2 separate regions of the Homo sapiens genome follow, and region 1 is linked to region 2. Evidence: chromatin loops called from intact Hi-C (ENCODE). Cell type or tissue: endothelial cell of umbilical vein. All regions are shown on one strand. Each heading gives the region's core, and the rest is flanking DNA. Links, peaks and the distances in the headings are about the cores only.

Region 1 (6,511 bases), core at 1,302-3,801, 64 kb before region 2:
CAGCCTCAACTCCTGCCTTAGTCCTAATCTAAGATTTTGGAATGAAAAATTCACTGGGGCACATGACCCTCCTGAGCTTCCAGGCTTTTGCACCACGTGCCACCCTACCCCCTTCTCTAGTTTTCATTTCTCAAAGTAATAGTGGTCCCTCCCAGGAGGGGGTCTGGGCCTTCTTTCCCCCAAAGAACGGCACAGGACTAACATATTCAGTGACTTTCCTGACAATCCATGGCAGGTACTGCAGGATATCAGACCTGAAGGAAACCATCCAATTTATAGCTGCTCACGTAAAAGCCATCAGGAGGATCATGAAATGATTCTCCATATGGTGCCCTGAAGCTTCCAAAAACTATACGAGAAAGGGGCTTGGAAGGAATTCTTTCCCTTTTGGAGACAAGGAGGGTCGAAGCCAAGCATCTGTGGCAACCTGGAAAAGACACTCCTCCCCGACACCCACCTCCACTGCATCCCCTGGGGCAGCCCCGAGGATCAGTCCTTGACGGCCCAGGCCCACAGGGTCACTGCCATTGGCCACTTAGGCTTGTCCATTAACCAAGCTTATGTTCTCTAGCATAAATGAACTCTACAGTCACATTGTGTGGAGGCTTCGGGACATGGTTTGCCAAATGGAAAAACATTTGGAGGTTGGGAAAATATCTTGCACATAAATTACTGAAGGCACAGAGAATCTAAAAGAGGGATGGAATCAGAAGCCAAGGAAAAGCCAGGAGGGAGCCAAAGAAAAACGGAGAGAGAGACAGAGACAGGGAAAGCGATGTAATGATTTCTCTTAATGACCCGCCTTCAGACCAAAGGCAAGGTTCTAAGCCGTGTTTGCGTCTCATAAAAGCCATGTGCCTGAGTATTAGGAAAGATCCTTTAAATGGCCGGATCAAGCCTCCATTTTTCATCCTTTCTGAGTAGAGTTCTTCATTGATTATGTTAAGTGCCGGCCCCCAGTTAGAAACACAAAAGGCTCATTGTCTTTGACTGTGGCAAAGGCCAGTTACACACTTGTTAATTTCCTGATTTATAACACTGAAGAGACGGAACTGAGAGGGGTGCTTCCTCTCTCTTTCTCTATGTCTCTCTGTCTCACTCTCTTTCTTGCTCTCAGTGGTGGTGGTGGAAACTATTAAAACAGAGGCAGATCAGGAAGTTTGTGATAAAGAAAAGCCAGGCTCTGGTCTGACATACAATCTCTCTCTTGGCTTAAGTAAACTTGCTTCTTCAAGGCTTGCCATCAACAGAGTCCGGCTCACGTTTCACCACTAAATCTGAGTCAACAATCTCTAATCTGGACACTGGGTTCGGAATCCAGGCTCAGGTTGCACTTGGAAGCTGACAGCAGGGACAAGAGCAGAGAAAAATACGGCCTTTGTTTCTGGTTTGATCGTCCCCACCGAGCTAAGCTGAGGTCATGCGTCGTTTTCTGTCATCAACAAGATAAAAGTTTGCACCTTTCTGGCCCTGAAATGTCTCTCCTGCCATTTATATTAAGGCCAAGAAGCTCTCTGGCCCAGAATCGGAGGGCCAAGTTTGTGGAGAGCTTAGATTTGGAGTCCTTTTCATCTTTCTGACATGTGATACCGTGACATAGGCAGCCCTTGCGGGGTTGCTATGCAGATATACAATTTCTGAAAAGTTACACCCGGAAAACGAAAACCCTGGGCTGGATTAGCATTTCACAAAGAACAGGGAGAAAATGTGTAGCAGTTAGGCTAAAAAGCTAAAAAAGAAAAAAAAAGTGAATTAAAGTTTCATGAAAATGAACTCTTTTTTAAAGGATCAATAAGTATAAAAGTATCTTATTTCATTCCTGGCCTTCGGTCCGAGCCCTAATCCAGCCACTGTGTGCGAAGGAGATACTGTGAGGCCTGTGATGGAGATTGGGAAGGGAGGTCTTGGTGTGGGGTGAGGTTCAGTCATGCTGGGGAGTGTGAAATTAAAGGGCTTAGGTACGGTCCTGCTGTTTTATAAAACTCTTCTTTTTCCCTCTCTACCATTGTTTTCATTGTTTTTACTTTGTACCAAGCCTTCTCTTTTGTTTAAGTAAACCTAGAAAGAAGAATAAAAACAAACACATAGTCTAAAGGTTCTAGCTAAATAAGTTTCAGTTTCTACCTTCCTTTTCTTTACCAATGTCAAAGGCATGCCTTCCAGAGCTCACTCACTCACAACCTAGCCTTTCCTAAAAAGTGTTTTTCTCAAGTATTTCCAACACCAGAAATCATTTTACATGAAACATTAAAATGGAATGTGATTGTTTGCATGAGACGTAGGAGACTGGAAATAATGAGAGGTTTTTCCTGTTATCCCTGAGACCTAGTGACTTCCAGCTGAGACCCTTACATGCCGTCCTGTGAGCCAGCCATGTCCACACAGCTGGAGAGGCGGTGGCCCCTCGCCTGCTGCTCAGGACTCCAGGACACCCCAACAGTTTTAACTGCAGAAGGTCTGGAGGGAAGCCCAGAGCAGGAAATAGGAAAGGGGGTTTTGAAGGACACAGAGGACATGGAGAAGATTCAAGGAACTCAACTGATACTGCTCCAACGGTGGATGAGAGGCACAGCAGCCAGGGAGCTAGACGCCAAACAACTCCGCCTGTCCATGCAGAAGGCAAAGATGCCTTACCCTGACCCTTGCATTCAGGAGCTCCAAGGCTGGTTAGAGGAAAGCAGAGGAGGGGAAATAAGAACAGTAAAGGGCCACAGAGTGGATCTCCTTAGGCATTCTTACTTATTAGATTCTGAAGCGGCAATGTTTGCACAGAGTTCTCTCATAGAGGATGGGAATTTATGGGAAGTTTGTTAGGTTAAAAAGAGATGGGCAATTGACTTTTTCTGTAACTCAAGAGATGAGAATCACTGTTACGCTCCTCTGTGTCACCTCCAAGGTTGATGCTCTCCAAGATGAACTGACACGTGTGAAAGTGAAATGAGGTATTCAATAAACTGGCTCTGTTCTCATGTACACAGCACGTAGACATCCATCCATCCACAAGAGAAAGGCCCAAATGGGAGTGTGCAGTGAAGTGTGGGCTCCGAGCTCACACTCCCCAAGTATAGTTCCAGGCTGTGCCACAACTGTGTGCTCAGTTTCCTCATCAGTAAAATGGCAATACTAATACCGACTTCATAGGGTTGTTGTGAGGTATAAATGAAGTAATGCAACTAAATGATGTTTAGCAATCCTTGGAGAAATGTACATTACAATTAACAGTGGTGTCTATTCCTTCTTGTAGGAGTTCACTGTCTGTTGATTTGGCCCGAATCTGCATGTGAGGAACAGATGAGGAAGGAGAGCATCATCTGTTGCCTGAGGTCTGAAGCAAGATGGAATGGCATTATCAGACATGCATCACATTGGCTGATTGAGATCCAAACTGAGTTATGAGCTGAGTTGATGCTGGTATTTCTGCATCCATCAAGAGCACCGACTGCCCTTGGGGGCAGTGGGTTCAAATCTGGGCTCTATTACATCCTAGCTGAGTGGCTGAGCAGATCACTTAACCTTCCTGGACTGTATTTTCCTCATCCAGAAATGAGGATCACACTGCCTGTATCACATGGTTTTGTGAGAACTGCCTGAGATAGTCCAGGTGAATGTTGTGGTGCCTGGCACGTGGAGGTTCTCAGCATGTATGTCCTTTCATCCAGTCTTTCAGCTGGTCAACTGGGGATCCGAGGCATAGCCCAAAAGTGACCATGGGGCTTGGAGTCAGCTCCCTGCACTCTGGGCAAAGTGACCCCACGTGGGTCCCAGTCAGTGCGGCCCCGGCAGCTCTACTGGTGCTCCTGTTCACCGTCCCATCTCAGCAAGTGCCGGGGGGGAGGCTCGGTGTGCAGTTCAAAAAATCGGAACAATGGGAAGTGGAAAAAGCCCCTGGCTCACGTGCCGTCTGCTCCCTACCCCAGGAAATGGAACACATGTGCCAAAGTGTCCTCACTCCTCTTCCCTTCTCTGAGCTATGACACAGGCCCCCAGCCCCTCTCCTTCAAGTGTTACCTACAGATACCTTGACAGTCCTATTTTAGATCTTGTCCAAAACCAGGTGTCAGGAGAAGTAGCAGTCATTTTTTTTTCTCCAAACCTAATATGATAGTCAAAGATGTCTTGATCTCATTTGGTTGGTTTAGGCACCAACTAAACAATCATAACTCTGCCCTATGGCCTCAACTGCCAAGCGCCTCAGGCCATAGTGAGGCAGCTTAGCCCTGGAACCCACTGCTGGGTCCTGCCTCTTACTATTTGTAACGCCTTGGACAGAAAACCCCTTTGTCTTCATGCCTCAGTTTCTTTGGCTATGAGACGGGGATGATGATACTATCACTCCCTCACTGGGCTGACGTGAGAATTACATGAATGACTGTCAGCAAAGCCCTTAGCACAGGGCCCTGCACAAAAGAAGCACCTAATGGCTGGGAGTCACCTCTCAGCCAAAGTCCCCCTTCGCTAGAAGAATGACATACACAGGTGGCAACTGTTCTTTCCACCCACAGTCGAGAGATAGAAGAAGAGGCATTTTCTGGGTACTGAAGACTATTTTCCATCTATAAATGTGTCCAAGGGTCAAGGAATTATCTCATCTCAAAGGCACTTTTGGCAAAACGCGTAACAATTGCATGACCTGGAATCAGCATTCAGCACAAATGCAAGGGCAGTGGCTGAGTCTTATCCCATTTGTGTTGCTCCCAGCACTTAGTACTGGCCTTGCATTCAGAAGCCCCAAGTGTGCTGCTGACTGGCTGCCTTGGGAGTAGCACTGACACCTCCCTCAAGGACTGGAAACAAAAAATGAAACTCCGGAGTCTTTCTGTGTTTGCTGCACAACTGCTCTGATTTCCAGGGTCTTACTGTCTTCTACCGTCATTAGGCTAGTAGAATAAAAGTGGTTCAACTCAGCCAACACTTTCAGTTCCAAGAGCAGTGAGTAGCTCTTCAAGGATGCAAAGTGAAGAGGGCCACGGTGCGTCCCTCCAGTGAGCCGGGCAAGGTGGGAAGACTGTTCAGCACAGTGCCAGAAGTGGCCTCTGTCCATTTAAACATGGGTCATGGAAGCCCAAGGGAGAAGCAATTAATTGCCCCTCAGGGATTCAAGTTTGGCTTCGTGGAGGGGTGGCATGTAAACTGATCCTTGAAGGAGATGGCTTATTAGTTTTTAAAATAAATAATGACAATGAGGGCTTTCCGGGGGCTGTGCATGTGCTCAGGAGATGAGAGGCAAATAAGACACAATCCCCATCCTCAAGGACTTTGCAGACTGGTAAAGCGCACAGACAGATGAGCGGCTGGAAAAGCTGAGTATGATCTGCATCAGGGCAGAGGTCAGCACAGAGGGGGCGCCTGCCCCAGCAGGGGAGGGGAGGAGCTGGTCCATGCAGCTTCCCAGGGAAGACCTCATCTGAGCAGCTGGGCTGCAGAAATTGCCCAGGGAAGAGGAAGGAAAGACATACCATGTGCAAGGCACAGGAGGGAGAGAGAGCAGGGGCATAGGAACAAGTTCCTAGTTCTAGGCAGGTGTTATGTTGGCAAGGCTGGTGACAGGGAGTGGGAGTGGACTCGGCTGGGAGGCAGCAAAAGCCAGAGTTGGGAGGGCTTTGCATGTTATACCCTGCCCTTGACTTTGACTTCGTAGGCTACAGGGAACCACTGAAAACCTGCAAGGAGGTATTACATGTCTCAGGGAGGGTCCCTATTGAAGCTGTTAAAGGAGGCTAAGCATCTGGCCCTTGGGGTACACGGGGTGGCTGAGGAGGGGAAGGACTTCGCCAGAGTCTTCAGTGCCTATGTACCTGAGCCTCAGTCTGGTCTTTTGTTGTGCCATCTGGGCGGCATGGCCTGGTACTTACAGGTCTACTTGTGGCTCAAGGTGCCCATCCCTTATCAGGGGAGCACCTACCTGCAGGGGAGGGCAGCTTTGCAAAGTTATGAATCCAGGCTCCAAACGTGTGATTACATAAACCCTGGAAAACATTGACAGAGTGTCCTAGTGAGACCAAGAAGTGGTCCATCTTTTCCACAGCCCTATCCTCCCATCAAGTATAAACCACTAGGGCAGGGACTGTGAGTTTTCTTCCTCTCTGGCCTCCCCTCAGCATCAGGCATGGGGCTTTGTGTTCTGCGGGGGGTTGATAACCACCAAGGAAAATCCCGCCTGACTCATTTTTCAGAAAGCAGAATGTCCTCTGCAAGTCCCCGCATCCAGTAAGGTGAGGCGTGCACTCACCATTAACATGCAATCTTCTGGCTTGGTTTAAAATGAGGACCACTTTTGAATAAAACTGAATCACTACCACACATTTACAGGAAGTCGAAGACTCTTCATGAAGATGTCAACAGTTTTTCTCCACACTGGAGGTAGGGGCTGGGTACTGGTGCCAAGCCTCCTGGGCTTGAATCCCATTCGGCAACTCACTAGCCCTGTGACCTTGGGTGATTACTAAACTGCTGAGCTCCAGGTTCTTTGTATTTATAATAAAGAGAAAATAAAGGCCCTTCCCATAGGGAA
Region 2 (6,511 bases), core at 1,638-4,137:
ACCAACAAAGGATGCCCCCAGTACAGCCCTGAGTCCCAGCCAGGAAATAAGAAAACTTTCCCATGGAGATCCAATTGTTCAATCCAAAGTTATTTCCTTCCCCTTCGTTTTCTGAACATTATTGCAGGGGCTGGGGATTTGGGGAACTCTAGGTCCCCAAAGCATGAGAGCCACAGGCACCCTCTGAGTCTAGCCCTGCTTTCTCAGAAACTTATGATGAGACCTCATGGTATCTCACATCTCAGGGAAAAGGGGCCTGCCATGGATATGCTAGCTTAGTACATCTCTCTGAGCATAGAGGCTTCCTTCATGCCCCCAAAGTACTTTTTGGGGGGCTTCCATTACATCGTACTTAAGCTGCTTTTGAGACAGTTTTCCACTGTGTTTTAAAAGTCAGTCCTGGCATGTCTGTAAACATCAGTTCATATTCCTGGAATAAATCTTTTTTGTGTTCCATCCTGCTACCCACAGGGGTACAGATGGCATGTTTTATGTGGCGGCCACTATTTACAGTTCAACCCCATGGAGGCCCATGAGATGCCACAAACGTAGCCCACACAGGAAGACAGCCCCTTGGGCAGAGACATTTGTCCTGACAGGCCAGGAGTGCCAGGAAAGGACACACCTTGAAAGTACACGGGGTGCCTCTGCCACTGACACCCATTCTCCATTCAGGGCATCCCCAGAAGGCACACTGGGAGGCAGGCTTTGCCCAAGTGTCAGCGGAGTGTCCATGGCCAGTGGCCGTAGCAGGGAAAACAGCACACAAAATGCCCAAAATTGGCTGCAGAGTTTAAAACATCAACAAAGCAAATCCTTCCTGACCAGGAAGGCTTACCACATTCATTTGCATGTTCATGAGCATCTGCTAGCTGAGTATCAATGTATCCTTCTTTCTATTCTGATGGACAGCCATTAATCACAGTAGATCTGCCCTTGTCAGTACCTCAGTAAACAGATAATGGAAGCAGGGTTTTTTTTTTTTGTGGGGGACGGGGGAGGCAAGGGGAGAAGAATCACTTTACCCAGAAGAATATTGTGAAGAAGCCCACTGCTGCCTCTGTCTCAGACTAAGCTAGCATTTGCTGAAAATGTCAACAGATTGCTTCTTGAGTTTTGAGTTGTGCAGACATCAAAAGCTTATTTTGCTTAAAATCACTTGGTTGGTTTAGGCATTTAGAATGTCTCTGACTATGTAATTTGGATTAAGAGGTTCTTGTTGGGTTTTACTGGTTTAGCATAAATCAGGACATAACTGGAATAGACCCCTTCACATAACCTGAGCCTTTAGGCCATTAATGAAGTAAAATTTGCTCTTTGTGTTGCCTTTTTAGTGGATTCTCCTCCTTCTTCCTTTCCTTTCCCTTTCCTTTTTTTTTTTTTTTTTTTAACGCGGCTTAGTTGCTATGCAGAGGCTTAGCGCTCCTGCATGGGGATCAGTTCCAGACTTTGGTTTGATTTGAAACAAGCCAAGCAAATTTGCCTGAATGTGATTTCAAAAGGTTTTCCTGTTTTCCTATTTCTCTCATCAGGAGATTGAAGGAAGCTGAGAAGCAAGTCACTATTTGAGTTCAAATAAAGCTGGTCTGATTTTCTCAAGTATTCAGTATGATTCAGGAGACACTGCTCGGATAGACAACCCCTGCTCCTCTGAAACACTTTAACAGTTCTCCAATCAGGACTGAGTCTCAGGAAGCTAATTTCAAAAGGCAGATTACTTATAATTGCAGATCAAATCTTTTTCTTCCATTTTTACTTCTGTTTCAGTCTTTCTTTTACCCTTTCTCTATATCATGTGGACTAGATGTGACTCAAAAAGTTAATGGAAATTGCTCTCATCTTAATTTAGGAAAAAAAGAGAAGGAGAGAGAGCAATGAGTATAATTTGCAGATCTGAGCACAGGTCATTACAGGTGTGTTATAGTAGTGTATTCATGAGCCTCCTGGGACAGGCATGCTGAGCTATCCAATAACTTTCTTAATGTGCAATTACACACCACTGGACTATAATTGATTAATTGAAAAGAGAATGTAGGCAGAGGTGAGGGCAAGACTTCTGCTGCTCATTAAATGAATATGTCTTTGCTTCTCTTTAATAAATTAAGTGGAACTACTCAAAAGCAATTAAGTCAGTAGTGAAATTCATTAAATTTTAAGTAATTATTGGTATTAAATTCTGTAATAAAATTCAAGACTTTGCATAGTTCCATTTCAAAAAGAAGTATGATTATTCTATGTGGTCAATTTAGCGGAATGGGGGTTCCAGAGAAAACTGTATTAGACCCAGTGACATTCTGTGTGGAAATCACACACAGAGAGAGGAAGAGACAGAAGGCGGAGAGGCTCTGGAGGCACTGGCCTGCCCTGCTGGACCAGCCAGGGCAAATGTGACACTTAAATTTAGGAATGGAGTCATGTTTCCAAAGTAATTTCGAAAGTGTTTCTTGCATTTAAAATTTAATCTAAATAGTTTCAGAAAGATGACAAACACTTATTTTTAAACCTAATGTCTTGCTACAATATTTGATACCTTCTCTAGTAGCTAAATTCAAACATACACATGAATATGCGGAGTTGAGAGCAAATTGGAGAAAATTCTTTCCAGGCCCTACTCTCATATGGGAAACAAACCTGGGCTATTGGGGTACAGGAAGAGGACAAGATGTGCCATAGTTTAGGGACGGGGCCACAGAGAGCTGTCAGAGCCCATAGGTGGCTGCCACAGCTTCTGCTTCTATTCATTCTGCCCAAGAAACTCCGCAACTCAGAAATAATGTCAGAGAGGAACTCAACTGAGCCAATGCTGCCGCATTCCAGACATTCCTGACAACTCCCTAGACATAGGAGAGACCTTGGAGTCTGAGCCGATTGGGGAAAATTGCCAATAGAGAGCCACACCGGTATGGTTTGTTCATTCATTCATACAGCCAATATTTCTTGAGTGTCTATTCAAAGGCTTTATTAAGATTATTTTATACACATTATATAATTTAACAATATAACTTTAAATAATTTAATAATATAAAGTATATAATGATCTTGTAAAAATGAGGGGTAGAAATCTGTAAAAATCGAGTTCATTTCATGCCCATCCAAAATGATTTTGTGCCCTGCACATAGTAGGCACCCAATAAAAGCTTGCTGACTAGATAGATGGCATTGATGATGTGGATTCTGTGGTAAACATGATGGTATGTGGCACTTGCATAAAGTTCTCTAATTTATGGAAACTAATATCTTGGCCAGGATACACCAAAGAGCTGATGATTATGGCAGCTGACACTGAAGGAGAACTGATTCCAAGGCCTTTATCCTCAGGCTTCAGCTCCAACCATCAGTGTCCTTAACAGTCCTGTCATTTCTTTCTTGCAATAGAAAACTTAAAATGCAAACCCATGAATTTTGGTCTTTTTTTTTTTTAACAGTAGATTCAACCACATATATATTTTTTAACCTGCACTTCAAAATCTAAACATAACTTTGCATGGTTAGTTTCATCATCTAAAAAGTAATCCTTGTATTGTCATTGTTTGCAGGGGCTACCACTCGAATGAAGTGAGAACCAGTCTCCTAGCAGCAAGGCTGCAGGGCCACTACATCCTGGAAGCACATTCACATCATGGGCCCTGTGAGAGGCTCCACACTGCAGCCTTGACCAGGCGCGGCACGTAAGGAGGTATGTGGCTCTTCCCATTCCCGTAGGAGGAAAGGCATTTTACATAGACCCTAATTCCTGTTGGAAGACAAAAATTCCAATCCTCACACACATTGTAATTTTAGAAAGCATAACTAAAGCTAAAACTAAATTAGACAAAATAGGTATATTAGGCTCAGAAAGAAAAAAGCCAGGACAGAGGAAAGACATTAGGTCTCAATTTCTGTTTGCATGTTTTCTTACCATAATAGGCAGCTTATTGTCCCACAGCTCATTTTAATCTTGAACATGACCTTGATAATCTGTGTATGGGCAACCCAGCTATTTCAAAGAGGAGCTCTAATCAAGGGGAGATGCACTTGAGTTTTGACTAAACGACATTTTGCCCACATTCTTGTGGATTTTTGTTTCTTTGTTTGTTCATGTTTACAACTGAAACAAGTCCCAAATGTATTCCAGACATCTAAGCCAGAACAAAGGAAAACTGATTTATCAAATCAATAATAAGTGCCTAATTGATATATTCTGAAACTTATCAGCATATGAACAAAAAAGATGACCCCAAAAAGTAGGTGGTTGTGTTCACTTCCAAAAGAAAGTCAGGATTTTAAATGGTCAGGTAATTAGAAAAATTAAGAAATGTAGGATTTTAAGAAATTTAATTTGGGAGCTAGCAACCTTTTTTTTTTTTTCTCAAAAATCATCTTATGTTAATCCAATGTTCTACCTTTATAAACCCAGCAAATTAAATAAAATGTTTTTTTTGATGAAGATCTTGAAAATATTTAGGATTATAATTGGATAAATACCAGTTTTCTGTCTAGAGTCCTATACATGTGCAAAGTGTAAAGAATAAGCTAAATCCATATGACCGAAAGCTGTATATCATAAGATGGTTCATTTTTAAAAAACGGATTCGGACTACTCATATGAGTTTTATTTGTTAGTATTTCCTTCTTTCTCTTAAAAAAGTTGAGTCCAAAAGGATTTATCTTTATTAGTTACACTTTATTGAGCACTTGCTAAATGACAAGCACACTATATATATTACCTCATTTAGCTTTTACAGCAACCCTAAATGGCACACACAGTTATTCTTTCTGTTTTACAGATGCAGAAACTGACCATCTCAAGACCACAAAGCCGGTAACCCACATAGCCAGGAAGTGTTTCCAGGGTATACACACTAGATGGTCTCTATGCTATTTTCAGGGGGAAGGGGTTGTTGCATTCCTTGTACTGGAGACTCTATCCACATTTAAGAATCTTTCGTTCCTACTTTGCATTTGTGTAGTTTAAATCGTACTGATCCCTGAATCACTCTGGATCACAAATATTTTTAAACTTCAGTTTCTTGCTTCTACTTTGATCTTGTTTTTCCCACTGCACACAACTAGCTACTTAAGACTGTTATCCAAAATCTAAATTTACAGGAAAATTGGCTTGAAATGAAATCTTTGCCAGTTATTTATATTAAGATGATCATAAAAACTTGATGACCAATATTTTTGGACAGTCATTTGCAGAGTCACTTTCTTGCCTTTCCAGCTGTTAGAAGTCTTTGTCCTCATCACAGGGTGCCTGGACTGTTCTAACCGCCTTCTAGAAGTCTCCCTGCTCCCCTCCTCCAACCCATGAAAACAGTGCTTTCATAACAGTACTTCCTGGCTCAGGTACCTAACAGAGATTCCTATAGCCAAAACACCAAATGTAAAATTAGCTGTTTGGCTGTCACTGTTTTTATTATCTGACCACAACCTACTGAATTCATTTTATTCTCGCCACTCACAGAATGACGCTAGCACAGGCTGTCTCCCAACTGGCCCCCATATGCATGATGCGCACCCCTCTCATCATCATTCCACATCTTCTCTTTCTCTGGGATGCCCTTCCATCGCTACGCACCCTCCAAGGGCAAGCCCAACCTTCATCTCTTCCAAGGACCTATTCCTGATGACTCCAGGCCATCATTTCTTCCCTATTAAACGGCCTTTACTTCCTTATTGCACACATACATATTTTAATACGTATTCCTATTGTCTAGTCACCATGCCACACCATCTGGCACTTTATTATACACTGGAAGTACATTGTTCATATAAGCGTAGTTTGTAAACTTTTTTTTTTAAAGTTCTCTTTGTCTAGCCCAAATCTGTAAACTTCTTATGAGAAGGATGCACATTTTACATTATACTTTGTTTGCACTGCAACACATGACTTTTAAGCCCAGCCCTGGGGAGACAGCAGGTACCTAATAAATGCATGTCGATTGAAAGACAAATGTCTTAAAAATCTGGGTAACACACACACACCCCATAACCACCTGCTCTCATGTGAATTCCACTTTTTGGGATGTGTCCATGACATTAAATACCCAGTTTTTTTAAGGCTTTAAATCTCTATAGACATTGTCTTCATGCAGTGTATACAAAAGAATAAATTAGAGCTATGAGAAACAACTCAGACCAAATAAACCAGGGAGAATATATCCCTCGAGAAAAGGTCTTTTTGGTTTGAATTATCAAGACCGGCTGTCTCCATTGATGCAGCTCAATTTTCAACTTGGCTGATTTGATGACAGTCAGAACATTGTTTAAAAATCAAAATGCATGAAGGCTAAGGAAAAATGAAAATAAAAATTCCATTACAACTTAATTTTTCCATGTTATTTATTTTTATGCATTCATATATAAACATTAAATTAGTATAGAAAAAACACTGCATAAATGTTTGAGATGAGTTAAATGCCATAAACTCATAAATACTTCAGTAATGCTTGTTTATTTTCCTTTTCCTATATATAAATACCCACATTTCTACATGGGATATGTAAATCTGCCCTCATATATTGTATTT

The links. Peaks named below come from ENCODE experiments on the same cell type or tissue, not always from the same donor. Only the 100,000 strongest peaks of a DNase experiment are listed, where the experiment ranks them.
Region 1: it touches region 2 in a loop (2.2-fold over the local background); 8 of 110 quality-filtered maps call a loop at or near these places.

The regions. Positions count from the first base shown.
Region 1 is chr6:107,661,375-107,667,885 of GRCh38, reverse strand. No RefSeq gene overlaps it. Among named protein-coding and RNA genes, the nearest start is that of SCML4, 160 kb to the left of the region's middle. In endothelial cell of umbilical vein, for the core only: no CTCF peak of the experiment used is centred there; a DNase peak (open chromatin) is centred at 2,275; H3K27ac peaks cover 484 bases.
Region 2 is chr6:107,597,447-107,603,957 of GRCh38, reverse strand. All of the region lies in intron 5 of SOBP (sine oculis binding protein homolog), which reads right to left. Among named protein-coding and RNA genes, the nearest start is that of SOBP, 110 kb to the right of the region's middle. In endothelial cell of umbilical vein, for the core only: no CTCF peak of the experiment used is centred there; a DNase peak (open chromatin) is centred at 2,827.